2 separate regions of the Homo sapiens genome follow, and region 1 is linked to region 2. A link is an interaction called in ENCODE POLR2A ChIA-PET data of the cell type or tissue named here. Cell type or tissue: CD4-positive, alpha-beta T cell. All regions are shown on one strand.

Region 1 (8,000 bases), 420 kb after region 2:
AATCAAAAGCTGTGAGTGTGTACACACATGCATAAGTGCACTCGTAATGGGGACATGAGCCTGGAAACTTGGTAAAAGATCCAATTATAGAGGGCCTTGAAGTCCCAGCTCATTGTTTTGTGGAACATTGCAAATTTATGAGAAAAGATCACATGCAAAGTCGTGTCAGGAAGATTACTGTGGCTTTTGCGTATGACAGGCTGGACAGGCCCGTTTAGGAAATGATTGTAAGTTCTGGGCCAGAGAGGAAGATGTGTGAGACTGAGAAGGTGCCCAGGGGACAGATGTAAAACCCTCCTGTAGAAGAATCAACAGGGCTTGCCTGAGTTCAGGCCTCAGAGGCTAGGGGAGTGGTGGTACCATGGAGAACCAGGGAAGACCACAGAAGAAAGCCAGGTCTGGGCAGAAAGTTTAGCTTCAAAAGTACTCTACGTGGGATGACTGTGTTCATTTGACCACACATAAGCAGTGACAGGTGGGAAGGACAGTGGGGCCCACAGTCAGGTAAGACTCCTCCGACAAATGCTCCTCACCATTCTGGTCTCCTTGTGCTCTCAGAAGGCGGTCTTCACCCTGAGCCTGCATCCCGACTCAGCCTCTAGCTATCAATCAGTTTCATAAATGGGCCAGCTGGCCTGGCTCTCTGCTGAGCTCTGACCCTGGCCTATGTAGAAAGATCCCTGGCCAGAATGTGCCGTGTCTTTGGCTGGATTTTGCTTCACTAGGGGCTGCTGTTCTTCTCCCTGCAAAGCCCAGACTCAGCTGTTTTGAGGGTAGGTCGAGAACTTAGCCCCATTTGGCAGGCTTCATTTGGGGAGTAGAGACCAGAAATTCTGCTCAAGAAGGAGGCGAGGGAGACAACAAAGATGGTAGGAAATTTTCTGGGAAGAACAAAAGGCAGCAAGAGGCGTTTCTTCCCTTCAGTTCGGGCCTTTCAGACAGCTGCTCCTATGATTGATGGAGATATTTATTTGCTGCAGTTTTCTTGGAATCACCAATCTCTTGTCAGTGCTCAGCACCCCTCAGGAGAACACTGCTGGCATTATAAGGTGTGCATTTTAATTCTAAGGGAGTTTTAGGTGCAGGCAAGATGTTGATTAAATATGGAACTGGCAAGAGAAGATAGGTATAAGAGCCTACAGAAGAGTTGGGGGTGGGGGAGAGGACCCAGCTCTGCTGCTGACTGAGTCCCCTCCTCCCTCCAGATTTCAGTTTTCTCACCTGTGAAATGAAAATACTGGGCTACAGGATCTCCAAGCTTCTTTTGTATCCTGGCATTCTGATTGGTTTTGTGCCATGGTCCCAGACTGGAGCTGGGTTTTGTGGGCAATGGTGGAGAAAAAAAGCACAGAATTTGCTGTCTGGACAAGGCAGCCATGGAACTGGCTATCTTGAACCACTCATAAGCTTTTAGATCAGTCTGGATCAGCTGAACAGAAGTCTGATCTTGTAGGCCAATGTAAAACCTCACACTGTTCTGTGGCTCCTACCAGGTTTCACACTGGCCTACCAGGCCGACCAGAGCAATAGTCTCCATATGCTGTCATGGGATCATAAATAAAAAAGAGAGATGGTCAAATAATTTTCAAATATTTTAAAAAGAAATGAAGCCCTTTTTTTAAAAGGAAAATTTCTGTGGACTTCAGATAAAACAGATACAGCTCTGGCTGTTTTGGTAGAAGGGGCCTAGAGGATGGCTCAGCATGCCCTTTTCTCACCTGCCCGACCCCCACGCTCCTTCATGGAACCCACAGACTCTAAGCAGTGCAGTTTTAACATGGCCAACCCATGAGTCAATCTAATGGCAGATATGGGGACAAGTGAGGTCCCTGATTCCAGGTCCATATTATGCTGTTGCCTTTTTAAAAGTCACTTTAAGAACCAGTATGTGAATTCTCCTTCTGTGTCTGCTATGAAAATTATGATGAAGATAAACAATGTGTGTTTTGTTGAGCATTGCACAATGTCCACTACGGAAGGTTCTCCGCACCTCCATAAGAAATTTGTTAGCAATTCATATTAGGAAAATCTTTATCTTTTCCCCAGGAACTGAAATGCCTCTCAGCTCTTTGTTCTAAAACAAACAACATGCAACACACAAAACTTTTGTCTTCCGCTAGGGGTATGTTGCCAAGGTAAGATGTATGTCACAGGGTATTTCCATCTTTGTGCTGCATGGGGCTGCTGTGGACCCACACTTGGCATCCATTCCAAGCTCTTGTGTCTTCTTGTACCTGGGAGGCTAGAAAATTGAAAATGGTATTTCCTAGATTCCCTTGCTCCTAGTATTCTGGATTTAAAAGTTACCACCATCAGATGCACCAATGAGATCTCTAGGAGGAGGACGTGGAGCAGAGGCCATCTTCATGCTGTGCTGGCTCTTGCTGGTGGCAAGCAGGGCTCTGAGGTATGAACATTGCTGCAGTGGTGACTCCATGTCCAGCTGTTAGCTTCATAGGTGTCATGGCACATCAGCAGGGGTGTAATGCCTCCCTGACCCTGCGATTGGAAATTTGGCAGTGTGTTCTTGATTTCAATAATTCTGTGTGCTAAGCTTTGATTCTCTGCCTTCTCGATTATAATAATAATAATCATTATAATTGTTTCTTTGTATGTCTCCCTATTGGTTCTTGCTTCCCTCAGTGACAAACGTCTATTTGGGGTTTTACAGCTTATGGAGCCCTTTTCCTTATTATAATTGACCACCACAGCCAACATGGGAAGCCAATAGGGAAGGTTTATTAAAATTAGAAGACCACATGGTCGTTGCCATGGTGGAGGTATGTACAAAATGTGGTGGGCGCCTAGGTGGGATGCTTCGGGTGACTTGAAAAAGTTGGACGAGGCTTTAGAGGTCGTGGCATCTGAGCTTCGAAGGGTGAGATATGTAGAGACAGATGGGCACTGAAGGAACTTGACCATCAGAGGGAGAAGCACCCACAAGGGTATGGAGGCACCCTCAGGAGAGAGGGCATGTGGTCCAGGACTCTTGGAGGAGGAAGGGCAGTGGCTGGAGATGACGCTGACCTAGAAGGCCTGTGGGGAGGGCCTGGCATGCCTGCCCAAGGGGAGTTTAGATTTTCCCTGTAGATGACTGAGAGGCAAGGCAGTTGAAACACTGTAGGATGGCCTTCAGGGGTGAGATCAGAAGCAGAGAGACTGGAGGAGGCTGTGATGGCAGTTGAGATAAGAGGTGATCAGGAGGTGGCAGTGATCAGGGGATTGGTGATCAATCAGATGTGGAGGGTCAGAGAGAGGAAATGGCCAAGGACCACTCCTGGGTTTCTGGCTTGGCCAACTGGATGAACGGTGCTCACTGAAAAAGCAAGCTCTGGATGAGGAGCTGGCTTGGCTATGTTAAATTTTCAACTCTCTGGTTATCAGCTGGTTAGCTAGGTCTAACACTTGAGAGAGGTCTGTGTGGAGGCATCTATTTTAGAGTTGTTCAGTGTTCAGGTGGCAATGTGATACCTTGGGTATGGGTGATTTTTTTTTTTTTTTTTTTTTTAAGAATGTGAAGAACAAGGGAGGATTTAAGATAAAGCTGATGGTACTCAATACTTAAAGAGACCTACAAAAGAGACAAGGGAAGAGTGGCCTGAGACAGAGAAAGAAAATTAAAGGAGGAGAGAGGTTCAAGGAAGATGCAGTGGTTAGCAGTGTCAGAATTGCAGGGATGTCCAGTAAGGTGAGGACTGAAAAGTTTCTTTTGGGTTCAGCAGGTCACTGGGGACCTTGGCAATTCGATTTATTTTCCATATATATATATATATATATATATATAGAGAGAGAGAGAGAGAGAGAGAGAGAGAGAGAGAATGTATATATGAGTGCCTACTTTATATATAGAGTGCCTACTATACGTATATATAATATATATACTATATACATACTATATATATTTTAGATATACTATGCATAGTATGTACATATATGAGTGCCATATATATATATATCTATATCTACTATATGCCAGGCACAGTTCTTGGAGCTTAGGCTATCCAAGTGAATAATTCCATTCTAGAGGGGGAAGATAGCTAACAAAGAATGAATGCAACAAACAAGTACACTTATAACATGATAGATGCACATTTATACTATATCTATAGGTAAGAGCTATAGATTAAAAAATGTAGAACATACTCAAAGGAAATCCGGAATGTTGGGCAGGGGTTTTAATTTTAAATATGGTGGTCATGAAGTTACATTTGAGCAAATACTTGAAAGTGGTGAGGGGTTGACCATGTAAACATCTGGAAAAAGCATTTTAGAGAAACAGCATAGCCATTAAAAAGGCCTTAAGGTAAGCTACACCTGGCATGTTCTAAAAACTCTACCGAGGAAGCCAGCTAGGGTGGAGTGAGTGAGGGAGAGTAGCAGGAGATCAACTCAGGGAAGTAAGGGCAAAGTAGAGGCAAATCTCCCAAGGCCTAGTAGGCTATGGAAGGAATTTGGCTTTTGGGGGCCTATGGAGAGTTTTGAGTCAAGGAATGACATGGTCTAAATTATGCTGTGGCTACTGTGTTGATAATAGGCTGTAGGGAGGGTGGGGTCACACAGGGAGACCTGCTGTTGTAGGAATCCAGGCAGCTTGGGTCAAGGTGGTGGCAGGGAGGTGGCCAAATTTGATTTCAATAATTCTGTGTGCTGAGCATGTAGAAGTGGTCCAATTTTGGCTATACTTTGAAGGTAGAACCATAAGAATTCCTGACAGATTGGGATGTGGAGGGCAAAAAAAAAAAAAAAAAAAAAAAGAAGAAAAATATTACTTTGTATTTCCTAGCATGAGCAACTAGAAGGATGGCTTTGCCCTCAACGGAAGTGGTGAAGACTATGGGTGAAAAAGGTTTGGGTTCAAAGATCAGAAGTTTAGATTTGGCCATGTTGAGTTTGAGCCATCCATTAGACATCTAAATGTAGATGTGGACTAGGCACTTTTGGTAGCTGAGAGGGGTGGAAGCTGCATTGGTGGTGCTCACCTTGGGAAGAAAATGTAGGTGAGAAAGTGGAGGCTGAAACTGTAGACCACATGTCCCATGAGCTTGGCTGTGAAAGAAAGGTGTGCTCTATGGTGACAGCGCGAAAAGAGGGACGGGTTGAAGGAGACTTTTTTTTTTTTTTTTTTTTTAGGCAGGGTCTCATTCTGTTACCCAGGCTGGAGTGTAGTGTTACATTTAATAGGTCACTGCAGCCTTAACCTCCTGGGCTCAGGCGATCCTCCCACCTCAGCCTCCTGAGTAGCTGGGACTACAGGCATGCACCACCACACCTGGCTAATATTTGCATTTTTTTGTAGAGATGAGGTTTCATCATGTTGCTCAGGCTGGTCTCAAAATCCTGGGCTCAAGTGATCCTCCCATCTTGGCCTCCCAAAGTGCTGGCATTACAGACGTTGGGCTACTGTGCCTGACCAGAATTTTTAAAGAAAGAAGAGCCATGAGCTTGTTTACAGGAAGAAGTGAAGAATCCAGTGGGAATCCAGAGGTTGACAGTCATTGAAGAGAACTTGTTCCTGAGGGAGCCAGGTCCCTGAGGAGTCAGTGACAACAGATACATCTGAACATCCAGATGTCCTTTCCTCTGAGGAGGGGTACGGTGAAGGACATACAGAGTTAAGATTTCTAGGGGGTGGTGACGGAGGGGCAGGGAGTTGGGAGATTTTTATTTACGTTTCTGTAAAGTAAGAATTAGGGACAACTAAGAGAGAAAAGGGAAATTGGGTTGGGAACTTGAGGAAAAACATACATGTTTAGGAGAGTCCTTGAGGAGACCATTGAGGAGCAGCCAGGAATGTTGATGGTACAGCTGATGCCATAAATTTTGTGGGACATCATTCTTCCCCGTGGTGAGATTTTCTCCAGCAGCTCAAAAAGTAGCCCTTGTCTAGAGGGAGGATATTTAGATCATTCCAGGATTCGGAGTTTACTGGGGGTAGATGTGATAGAAAGACAAGAAGATGACTGTGCCGAGGTGGTTGACAATAGAGCAATTGAAGTGGAACCTGGTAGGGTCTTGGCTGGATGCGGAAGTGAAGTCAGGAGGTGCAGGTAGATATGGAGAGCCAGGTAGAGTCAGGAGCTCAGAGGTCAAGTTGTGTGAGGGCAGAGAGTAATTGTAGTGGGAGGATCTGAGTGAGAGCTGGAGGGATGAGAGGTTCTGATCTGGTGTGCAATTGAGATGAAGACTTGAATGATGAGGTAGTTCTTGTTGGTGTTGAGATAGAAGGTATGACCAGGAGGATGGGCAGCCCAGTATAGAAAGAGGGGAGTCACTGGAGTTGAGAATGTTAAGAACCTGAAGACTAGGATGTTCAGTATCATTTACATGGTAAACAATTCTCCCAAGATGGTGCCAGGAATTAGGGTGAAAAGGAAGTCAGTTGGTCTGGATAATAAACCCCTCAATCTAAGTGTGGAAAGTCTAGGCAGTCCCTAAAGAAAAGTAACAATGAGGAGTTGTGGACAATGTGATGCTTGGCTTTGCCACCAAGGAAAGAGGGGTTTTGTCCAAAAGCTGAAGAGAAATGGCCTGGTAAGTTTGTTTCTCTTTCTGAAGTCCCTCTGTGTATTTTTTTGCATCTCTGACAGCCTGTATTCTATTTGAACTCCTACTACTACTGACTTTTTTTTTTACAAGTTTCTTTCTTGCATAATACCGTTAGGTCCTTCAGGACAGGTACACTATGCTCTCACGCTGTAAATACTTATAAACATTGGTTTACAAATGGAGGGTGGGCCAGATTGTGATTTACTTTGGGTACATTGCCTGAAACCAAATGGGCAAGAGCTTTATTTTTTCTCTATCAATTTGCATCTTCAACAGAAGCATCCCATTCCCAATGCTCAAGGTCTGAGGATTTCTGGCCTCACATGGAAAACAAGAGAGATCTAAGAGTCCCTTCTTTGTCACCTCCTGAGACCTTGATCTAGAAGTTTTCACAAAACCTGAGTTTGCTCAGGCTTCTGGTGACCTGACAACTGATGGGGAAACACAAGAAACTGGAGAAGATGCCAAGCCCAGAAATGGCCGCTGGAAACCAAAGATTCTAACAGAAGATTACTTGTACAATGAACAGCAAACCAAATGCAAAGGCAAATATTTAATTTTAGGTGGAGCTTTATTTTCCTTATATCAGAATAACAGAGACCTTGGATCAAAGCCTCTGGGACTAATGACAAAAAAATTAAATTAAGTGTAATTATATGCCACTCAAAGACTCCTGGGAAGCCATTCAAATATGCAAGGGTCCTTTGTGAGAGGTAGAGTTAGTTCTCCCTGATTGAGAAAGGCAAACTGAGGAGGAGGTGGGCTGAGTGGAGGTAATTGTATTTGATAAACTCAATTACTACTTCTCAGCAACTGGGATGTGTCCTGCTAATACAATGGAAAAAATGATTATGTGTTCTATCCCTTTGATGATCCAAGTGAACAAAAGTAGAAATAACAAAGTTTCTAGAACCTGGCAACTTCAAGGCAAGACCAGATCCTAAATTATGGAAGATATTTCAGAACTCATTAGTACAGATTGGACTGACCTACTTAGCCTGTTTGTGGATGGCAGATACCTGAATGCCAGGAAAAAAGGGATGTTGGTAGCCCCTTGAAGGCAGGTACTAGGTCTCTCTTCAGTCTCCTCTTGCACATAGCATAGGCATTGCCCACAGTTGGTCTGGGGAATGCTCTGTTTCTGTCCCCTGAGTAATGAGGCCTTGCTGCTTTTTGGATATAGTTGTATACACAGTAGTTGCTTCTGGTGTTTTCTCTTTGGAGTGGTTGTAAAAGGCAGCTTTAGTTCACACATTGATTCCATGTTAGCCCTTAGAGACTTAGATATGTAAAAATTAACAAACAAATCCAAAACCAAATCTTACCTTTAGCCAAAAACTAGTTATGGCTTGAATTGGATTAACAGCATTCTTTTCATAGTGCTATGAGTGCCAATACATATTTTGCCTCTCCAGTTTTTGAAAACCTATCTTTGTCCTAACCTTCAGACTCCC
Region 2 (8,000 bases):
TAAATAGGTAAAATATCGCCAAGGTAGAAAATACTGATAAGGAATCTTAAAATCTCTCTGATTCCACCATCTAGCAGTGCCTGGGCTAACACAGGGCACACTCTCCTCTAAGGCACTAGTGTGGCTACCGCGCGGGGACCTGGCTGGGTGGAGGAAGGAGTGAGGCTGGAAGACGGGAGTTGGGGCCAGATGGTTCTGTGTCATAGATGGAGAGACAGAAGCCACATGGAGAAAGAGCATGAACCTTGTCCTCAGACGAGGTCAGAGCCTAACTCTGGCCACTCCTTAGCTCTGTGACCTTGGACAAATTACTCAACTTCTCTAAGCGTTCACTCGCTCATCTGAATGAGAACAATCATGTCTACCTTGCAGGACTGAATGAGAGCAGACCTATCTTGTGCCTGACATGTGGTAGAATCTGTTCAATAGATGTCAGTCCCTCCCCAGGAAGTTTGGATTTTCTCCTGCGAAGCTATATTTTAAGCAGCAGAGGGCAATGTTTATTTCTTATGACGGATGAATTGACTCCTTTAAAAGCATTTGCAGGATCATAGAGGCCAGTGCTGGTGCAGGTGTGAGGGAATGTGCACTCTTATAGGCTCCTGGAGAGGGAGGCGTTTCACTGGTACAATCTTTTCTTGGTGGTTAGGTATTGTCAAATACATTTACAAGAGCCCGAGAGTTTCACTGGTACAGTCTTTTCTTGGTGGTTAGGTATTGTCAAATACATTTAGAAGAGCCCAAGAGTTTCACTGGTACAGTCTTTTCTTGGTGGTTAGGTATTGTCAAATACATTTAGAAGAGCCCAAGAATTTCACTGGTACAGTCTTTTCTTGGTGGTTAGGTATTGTCAAATACATTTAGAAGAGCCCGAGAGTTTCACTGGTACAGTCTTTTCTTGGTGGTTAGGTATTGCCAAATACATTTAGAAGAGCCCAAGAGTTTCACTGGTACAGTCTTTTCTTGGTGGTTAGGTATTGTCAAATACATTTAGAAGAGCCCGAGAGTTTCACTGGTACAGTCTTTTCTTGGTGGTTAGGTATTGTCAAATACATTTAGAAGAGCCCGAGAGTTTCACTGGTACAGTCTTTTCTTGGTGGTTAGGTATTGCCAAATACATTTAGAAGAGCCCAAGAGTTTCACTGGTACAGTCTTTTCTTGGTGGTTAGGTATTGTCAAATACATTTAGAAGAGCCCATTGGTTAGGACTGAGCCCCTGTGCTAGGATGGGACAGACCAAACCAAAATGGAGTCACTCGTGCTGAAGCTCCACCCCAGAAAGCCAAAAATAAGTTGTTTATCTGACCTTCCCAGAAATCAGGAGAGTGAAAGATAGTAGCCAGATTGCCAAACAAGCCTCTGTTTTAACCCTATAAGGAGAGTAACTTTAAAATGACCGAGATCCACTTTTTGTTCACTGTGTCTCCTTTCCTCAGCCCTTTTCTGTCTATAAAGCCAGTCTCCTCTGTTCAGCTGTTTTGAACACTCATTCCAGAAGAGGTGTTGCCAGATTCATGAATTGCAAATAAAAAACAATGAAGATCTTTAAACTAGATTTGATGTAATTTTATCTTTTTTTTTTTTTTTTTTTTTTTTTTGAGACAGTCTCACACTGTCACCCAGGCTGGAGTGCAGTAGCATGTTCTAGGCTCACTGCAACCTCTGCCTCCCCGGTTCAAGTGATTCTTGTGCTTCAGCCTCCTGAGTAGCTACGATTACAGGCTCACACCACGATGACTGGCTAATTTTTAGTGGAGATGGGTTTTCACCATGTTGTCCAAGCTTGTCTCAAACTCCTGGCCTCAAGCACTCTGCTCGCCTTGGCCTCACAAAGGGCTGGGATTACAGGCATGAGCCTCTGCACCTGGCCTAATTTTGTCTTTTGACAGTGTTATGCATCAGAAAACTTTTTAAAAAAATGTCTACCCTTTAGTCCAGCAATGCCACTGTAAATAACTTATCCAGTAGAGACGATCAGTCCAGACGCATTTACAACACTATTCATTCATAGCGTTGTTTCAACGCAAAAATGACAAATAAGATAAATATCCAACAACAGGGCACATGCATCCAGCTCTGACACAACCTTACCATGGAAACACAACTGGTCATAAATGTCAATGTACCAGTAACTAGTATGTACCAGTAATGTACAGCTAGGTTTATTAACATGAAAACTGTAAAATGTTATTGAATGAAAATAGGTCACAAAAGAAAGGATGTACAGTATGATTTCATATTTGTAAAAAGTTGTATGTACCCGCGTTGTATAAAAATTTTTGGAAGGTTTCCAAGGCCCTCATCCCTGGTTTAAGAGACACCCTCGATTCTTTAAACTAAAGAATGCCAGCCATAGAGGACTTTGGTCACTGGTAGCCAAACATGTCACAAGCAATTCAGAAACTAGCCCCTCTGCCTGCAGCATTCGAGTTCCCCAGAAGGCATCCCGGCCGCAACATCACTGGAGTAGAAAGCAGATGCCTTCCTGCCTCAGTTTATCCAGGATAGGGTCGGGAAAGCATGTGAAGGAGACCAGCTATTCTTTACCTCATAAACCGAGGGGAATTCAGGCTTCCACAGAGACAGGAGAGACCAAGATTAAGCCTGGCTCTTTCCTCCTAAAAAGAAGAGAAAGAGACAAGGTCAAAACTGGCCGTAGGACACAGCTGTTTGGATTCATCAGTCCCCAGGCATTTATGAGCACCATTATGTGCGATGCATTTTGCTAAGTGTAGAAAGGTCACAGAGCCAGAGTTCTTGTCCTTAGGGAGCTCATTCTAGGGGGAAACAAAAATAACCTTGACGTGACTGGTAAGAAAAGAGGGAGGTGACCCAGAGGGGGAAGAGGTGCCCTCCGTGGGGAAATAGAGGAAGGCCTCACTGAGGAGGTAACCCCTGAGCTGATCTTGAAGGATGCAGACAGGACGGGGGATGGATGTTAAAACGGGACAAATGGCATGGACAGAGGAAGAGGCTGCCCGCTCAGTTTCTCTGGGTGTCTGGGCATCTAGACATTCATTCTGTCTCACAGCAGCACTTTTCTGCTTCCAGCTCGCAGAGTGGGGAAAACAGCCACCCAGAGCCCTCCATTTACATGGCTTCCAGCCAGCGCAGTTGGTCCAAGGCTGGAATTGTAGTCCCAATTCCAATTTTCCATGTCTAATGCCCACTCCTGGCCTTGTAAATTGTGGCCAGGTGAGGTAGACACTGTATGGACAAGATCCAGAAGTCTCTGTGGCTCTAACCAAGAGGGCTGGTGGGTGGAGGGCATTTCCCAGGGAAAAAGAGTGGAGTGGGGTGCTGAGTGGACAGCCCCTAAATCTCCATGCAACCTCAAAGGGATGATTCCAACCAGAAACTGATGCCTATACAGCCCATGTGCCCTGTTATCTTTGACACACAAGCTTCTGATTGAAGGACAGTAATTATTACCCCAAATGTGTTAGGAAATAGTAATCTCCCAGATATAGGCTGTCCCATGTGCACTTTGGGCTGCAGGCCCAAGCACATGTGTGTATGTACACACACATATACACACACATACGTGCATACACATGTGCACGCACCAGTCCACACACCCAGAGCAAGAGGAGGAACTCAACTCCTCCTGCAGTCTGCCTGCATCTGCGAAGGATCACCAGCACAAACAATGCAGGGTGACTCATCGCCTGTGACTAACAGGCCTGCGGCTCCTCAGGTCCTCATGGCAAATGTCTCATCATTGTCCTTTTAAACCTTCAATGATGGGGGTCTCCCTAACCTGGCCTCCACCTCCAACCCAGAGGAGCCTGGAGGGAGAGAGCTCATTCAGTTAGGAGGGGAGGGGAGAGCTTAGAGGAATTCACCAGATCTGTGCAATGGGGTGGTGGTGGGGGTGTTACTTTATGAGATGATTTACTGAACATGTGCTGCAACACAGCACTCTTCACTGGAAATTCAGAACAGGGGATAATTTCCCCACAATCTATTTCCTGGCATCTTTTCAGAAATCCATGGATGGTGCAAAGTAAGATTGGAGTGTTGAGGGGGAGGAATGTCTCAGGGGGAGCAGAAACTGCCAGTTTAAAAGCGATCATCAGCTGGATGCGGTAGCTCACGCCTGTAATCCCAGCACTTTGTAGTCCCAAAACCATTGCCCTGCCAGTGGTTTTGGTGAGCATGTCCACCAGGAGATGGGCCTGTCCAGGGTCCCAGTTGTGGAGCTGGGAAAGCAACTATTTATTCAACAAAGGACGAACAGGAAGACCAATGTAACTGAGGATGAGAAGGAGGAATGGGAGACAGATTCAAATGATCCATGAAAGCCATCCTAGAGGCCTGCTATAGTTGGGATGTGATTTGTGCTCACCAAATCTTATGTTGAAATTTGATCCCCCATGTGGTGTTGGGAGGTAGGGCCTAGTGGGAGATGTTTGGGTCTTGAGGATAGAGCTCTCAAGAATGGCTTGGTGCTGTTCCCAAGGCAATAAGTGAGTTCTCACTCTGATGAGAGCAGATTAGTTCCTGGAAGAGTGGGCTATTACAAAACCAGGATCCCCCTCAGGCTTTGCCTTTTCAGATATGTCCACCTCCCCTTTGACCTTCCACCATGTTGTGATGCAGCACAAAATCCCTTACAAGGAGCTGAGCAAATGCTAGATGCTAGCCCCATGCTTATTGAACTTCCCAGCCTGCAGAACCAAGAGCCAAATAAACCTCTTTTCCTTGTAAATTATCCAGCTTCAGGTATTCCTTTATAGTAACACTAAACAGCCTGTGAATGCTTAGGAGTGAGAACTCCAGGAGAAAGACTACTTCCTACCAGTCTTAGCAGGTTAGGATCAAAAGCTTTTCTAATTTGAATGAAAATTAGGAGAAAATATGAACTTCTTCTGAACTTCAAGCTTGTCAAGGGAGATCCTGGTTGCTCACGTAATGCATCACATAGGACAGGCCAGGTTATGCTAAGTCACAAACAGCTTTAGAAAATCTTACTGATTCAAAACAACAAAGGTTTCTTTTTTGCTCACAATGACATGTTCATCACAGATCTTCAGGTGCTCAGCCTGTCCTAGTCAGCCAGAGGGCCAAGCAGCTATTATGTGGCACTTGGACAATTGTCATGGAAAAGAGTATGCTGACTTTAAAAGTTTCCACCTGGAAGCAACACTCATCCTTTCCGCTCATGTGGCAAGTCACATGGCGCGGCCTAACTTCAAGTGGGCAGGGAGTAACCCCTTTCAAGAGCCCAGAGGAGGGAGGGCTGGAGTATTTGTGAACAGCCCTAATAACTTGCGTGCTTAACCAGAGCACATGGCGTGCAGCAGATTCCTGGTACAGACTCTATTGACCTCAGGAATTCCGAGAAGGGAGACAGCATCATGGCTAGATTCAGGGAAATCTTCCTGGAGGAGGTGAAGTCTGAGGTTAACTTTGAAGGACAGTGCAGCTTTAGACCTATTAGATAAGGAAGATGGGCCAGAGGGAACAGCCTGAGACAGTAGATTTGGAAGGAGACCAGGTCTGGAGGCCATAGTAGTTCCTTACTTACATCTTCTCCCAACCGTGGTCTCTTTCAGGCTCCAGGACTCATGCTGGGAGGGCAGAAGGAAAAGACTGGGCTGAGGCCAAGCAGAGATGAAAGTTGTTTTCGAGTATTAACCTGATCAGGAAAGGAGAGTTGGTGGAGACCCCTCAACATCCTCGGCCGCAGGCCCATCACACCCATACTCATCTCCGGAGGAGTTCCAGTTCAGAGAGGAGGTCTAGCCAGACTGGCAGCTGTGCTGTTCTGTCCCTCACTGACTTTTTCCTCCAGCAGATGGGCCCCAGGGCCCCACTGTCAGGCCATCCCCAGAACGAAATAAAAGCATTTTTATGAGAGAAAGAGACAGAGGGGGAAATGAGTGCTAGGTTTCTCTGCTAGTCACTCACCCAGAAAAAGCACCAACTGGGGGTCTTAATATAGTCCTATGGACTGAGTACTGAAGATAGAAGGAAAGACAAGGCCTTGCTTGGGGATGTCCTGGTGTGGAGGAGATGTGGTCCTTCCCTTTGAGATATCCTCAGGCAATGCCTTCAGGGTATTCTCGGTCTTAAAGGGAAGATAGAACTTCTCTGCATCCTGTTTCTCATCCTTCATAGCAATTAATTGAAATTGGCAACAGGAACCCAAGATGGTCTGGGAGCAGGTGTTAGGAGGACTTCACACTCCTCCCAACTGGGGCCACTCACAAGAGAAGCCTTAGACTTGGTCTATCTAACTGCCGGGTTATTGCAAGGAATAAATGAGCTCTTTGATAAGAGAGTGCTAAACAACAAAAACAACATTAGTAATAGATCATTCAAAAGCCAGGGCCTGCAGGTTGGACGGCTTGATGTCAAGGCCCTGAGGATGGTTAAGGACTAGACTCCCCACTTTCCCTACAAGTGGCCGCCCAGTACTGCCCTGGTGATGGGTAGTCTTCCGTGGGGCCAGCTCCTGGGGGATAAAAGAGGAGCCACAGGGCAGAGGGGAGGAATAAAAGAATGGAGTGGGATGGCTGAGGTGGGCAGGATGAGGATGGGTAGGAAGCGCAGGAACTGGAAGAGAATAGGGCAAAGCGCCTCCTGGGGTTGAGAATGGGAGAGGGCCCAACAGTTGGTTCTAGGGTGGGTAGGAGATGAATCACAGTTCTGGGATGAGGGGGTAGAAGTCTGGTATATTGACCAGGGGGAGGACTTGTGGCAGGAGATGGAAATTGCGGTGAGCTGTGTGAGTTTCAGATACACAGGGACAGCCAAAGGCAAGAGTGAAGACGGTCACAGCCTGGAGCAGAAGGCTGGCCTTCCCCAGGCTCAGATTCTGATGCCCCCACCCCTCTGCCTCTGAGTCAGGCTCACAAGCCCCGTGGGAAGCTGTGGATGCTTCTGAGGCACCAGAGGGGCTGGGTACTGCTGAGGAGGGGAAGGTGGGGCTGGGAAGCAGGCAGGGGCTTAGAGCAGGAACAGAGATGGGCTCCAGGGACTGGGCAGTGAGCTCCATGGTCTCTCTGTGGACCAATATCAGGGCCAGGTTTTCACCCTTCCTAGAGCTACGTGTCCAGGAGCAAAGAGCTGCTTGGATCTTCCTCGGAGCGGTGCATGTGCTAAGAGGAGGAATAGAATGGCTTCTGCCATCAAAACTGTCCCCCTTCCTTCTCTCATCCAGTCAGCACTGGATGCACCTTGGGCGGAGGAGTTCAGTGATGCTCACCTGGGATCCAGCCAGGAGAGGGCGTGGTCTTCACCCCTGCATGGACCCCTAGGTGGCCAAAGATCAGGACTCTAGTGCTCAGACTTCAAAAGTGAGCACAAAGGCATATAATAATAATGATAATAATAATAATAGCAACACATTCTTATCTTGTGCTTGGCACTGCTCAAAGGACTTTGCAGCTGGAATCCCACCACAACCCTGCTATTGCCACCTATGTTTTATAGATGGGGAACTGGGCACAGAGAGGTGAAGGAATTTGCCCCAGGTCCCAGGGCAGGAAGGGGAGCAGCTGGATTCCAACCCAGACAGCCCAGCTTGTGGGCCTGTGCTCCAACTGGACATGGACTGATCTGCTGGAGGGTTTCCGTTACAGCCAGCAAGTCCTTCACTCAGAAGATACTGCCAAACTCGGGGCTGGGCGCTGCTGGGGCTCTGGGATCAGTGCCCTGGAGTCCTGGGCTTAGGAGTTGGGGGAGGCCAGCCAGGCAAAGGGGCCCTGGGGGTCTGAGGCAGGCAGGTCAGCTGAGCAGGGCTTCAGGGTGCAGAGGGAGGGGCAAGATATGGGCACAGGCATGGAGTAGGGGCAAGGAAAGAGTAGGAGGGAAGAAGGGAGGGGGACTCTCCAGACAGCAGATGAGTGAATTGGGAGAGCTGAGGGTGAGGGTTAAAACGACAGCAAATGCAGGCCTCATCTGGTCTATAAACAAATAAAATTGGAGCCACAGTGGGGCACAAACAATGTCCTGGAGACAGAACAAGTCGCCACATGCCCTGAGTGAGGCTG

The links. ChIA-PET counts read pairs that join two places held together with the same protein. Peaks named below come from ENCODE experiments on the same cell type or tissue, not always from the same donor. Only the 100,000 strongest peaks of a DNase experiment are listed, where the experiment ranks them.
Region 1: POLR2A ChIA-PET joins it to region 2 with 10 read pairs; 4 of 35 experiments call an interaction of 5 or more read pairs at or near these places.

The regions. Positions count from the first base shown.
Region 1 is chr2:46,451,910-46,459,909 of GRCh38, reverse strand. No RefSeq gene overlaps it. Among named protein-coding and RNA genes, the nearest start is that of TMEM247, 24 kb to the left of the region's middle. In CD4-positive, alpha-beta T cell, no CTCF peak of the experiment used is centred here; no DNase peak of the experiment used is centred here.
Region 2 is chr2:46,869,461-46,877,460 of GRCh38, reverse strand. It overlaps LOC124906004 (a long non-coding RNA gene), which reads right to left. Exons shown (of 2, transcript XR_007086310.1): 2 at 2,141-2,618. Among named protein-coding and RNA genes, the nearest start is that of MCFD2-AS1, 26 kb to the left of the region's middle. RefSeq lists enhancers at 3,562-4,061, 5,217-5,511 and a silencer at 5,217-5,511. In CD4-positive, alpha-beta T cell, a CTCF peak has its summit at 437; DNase peaks (open chromatin) are centred at 470 and 3,660.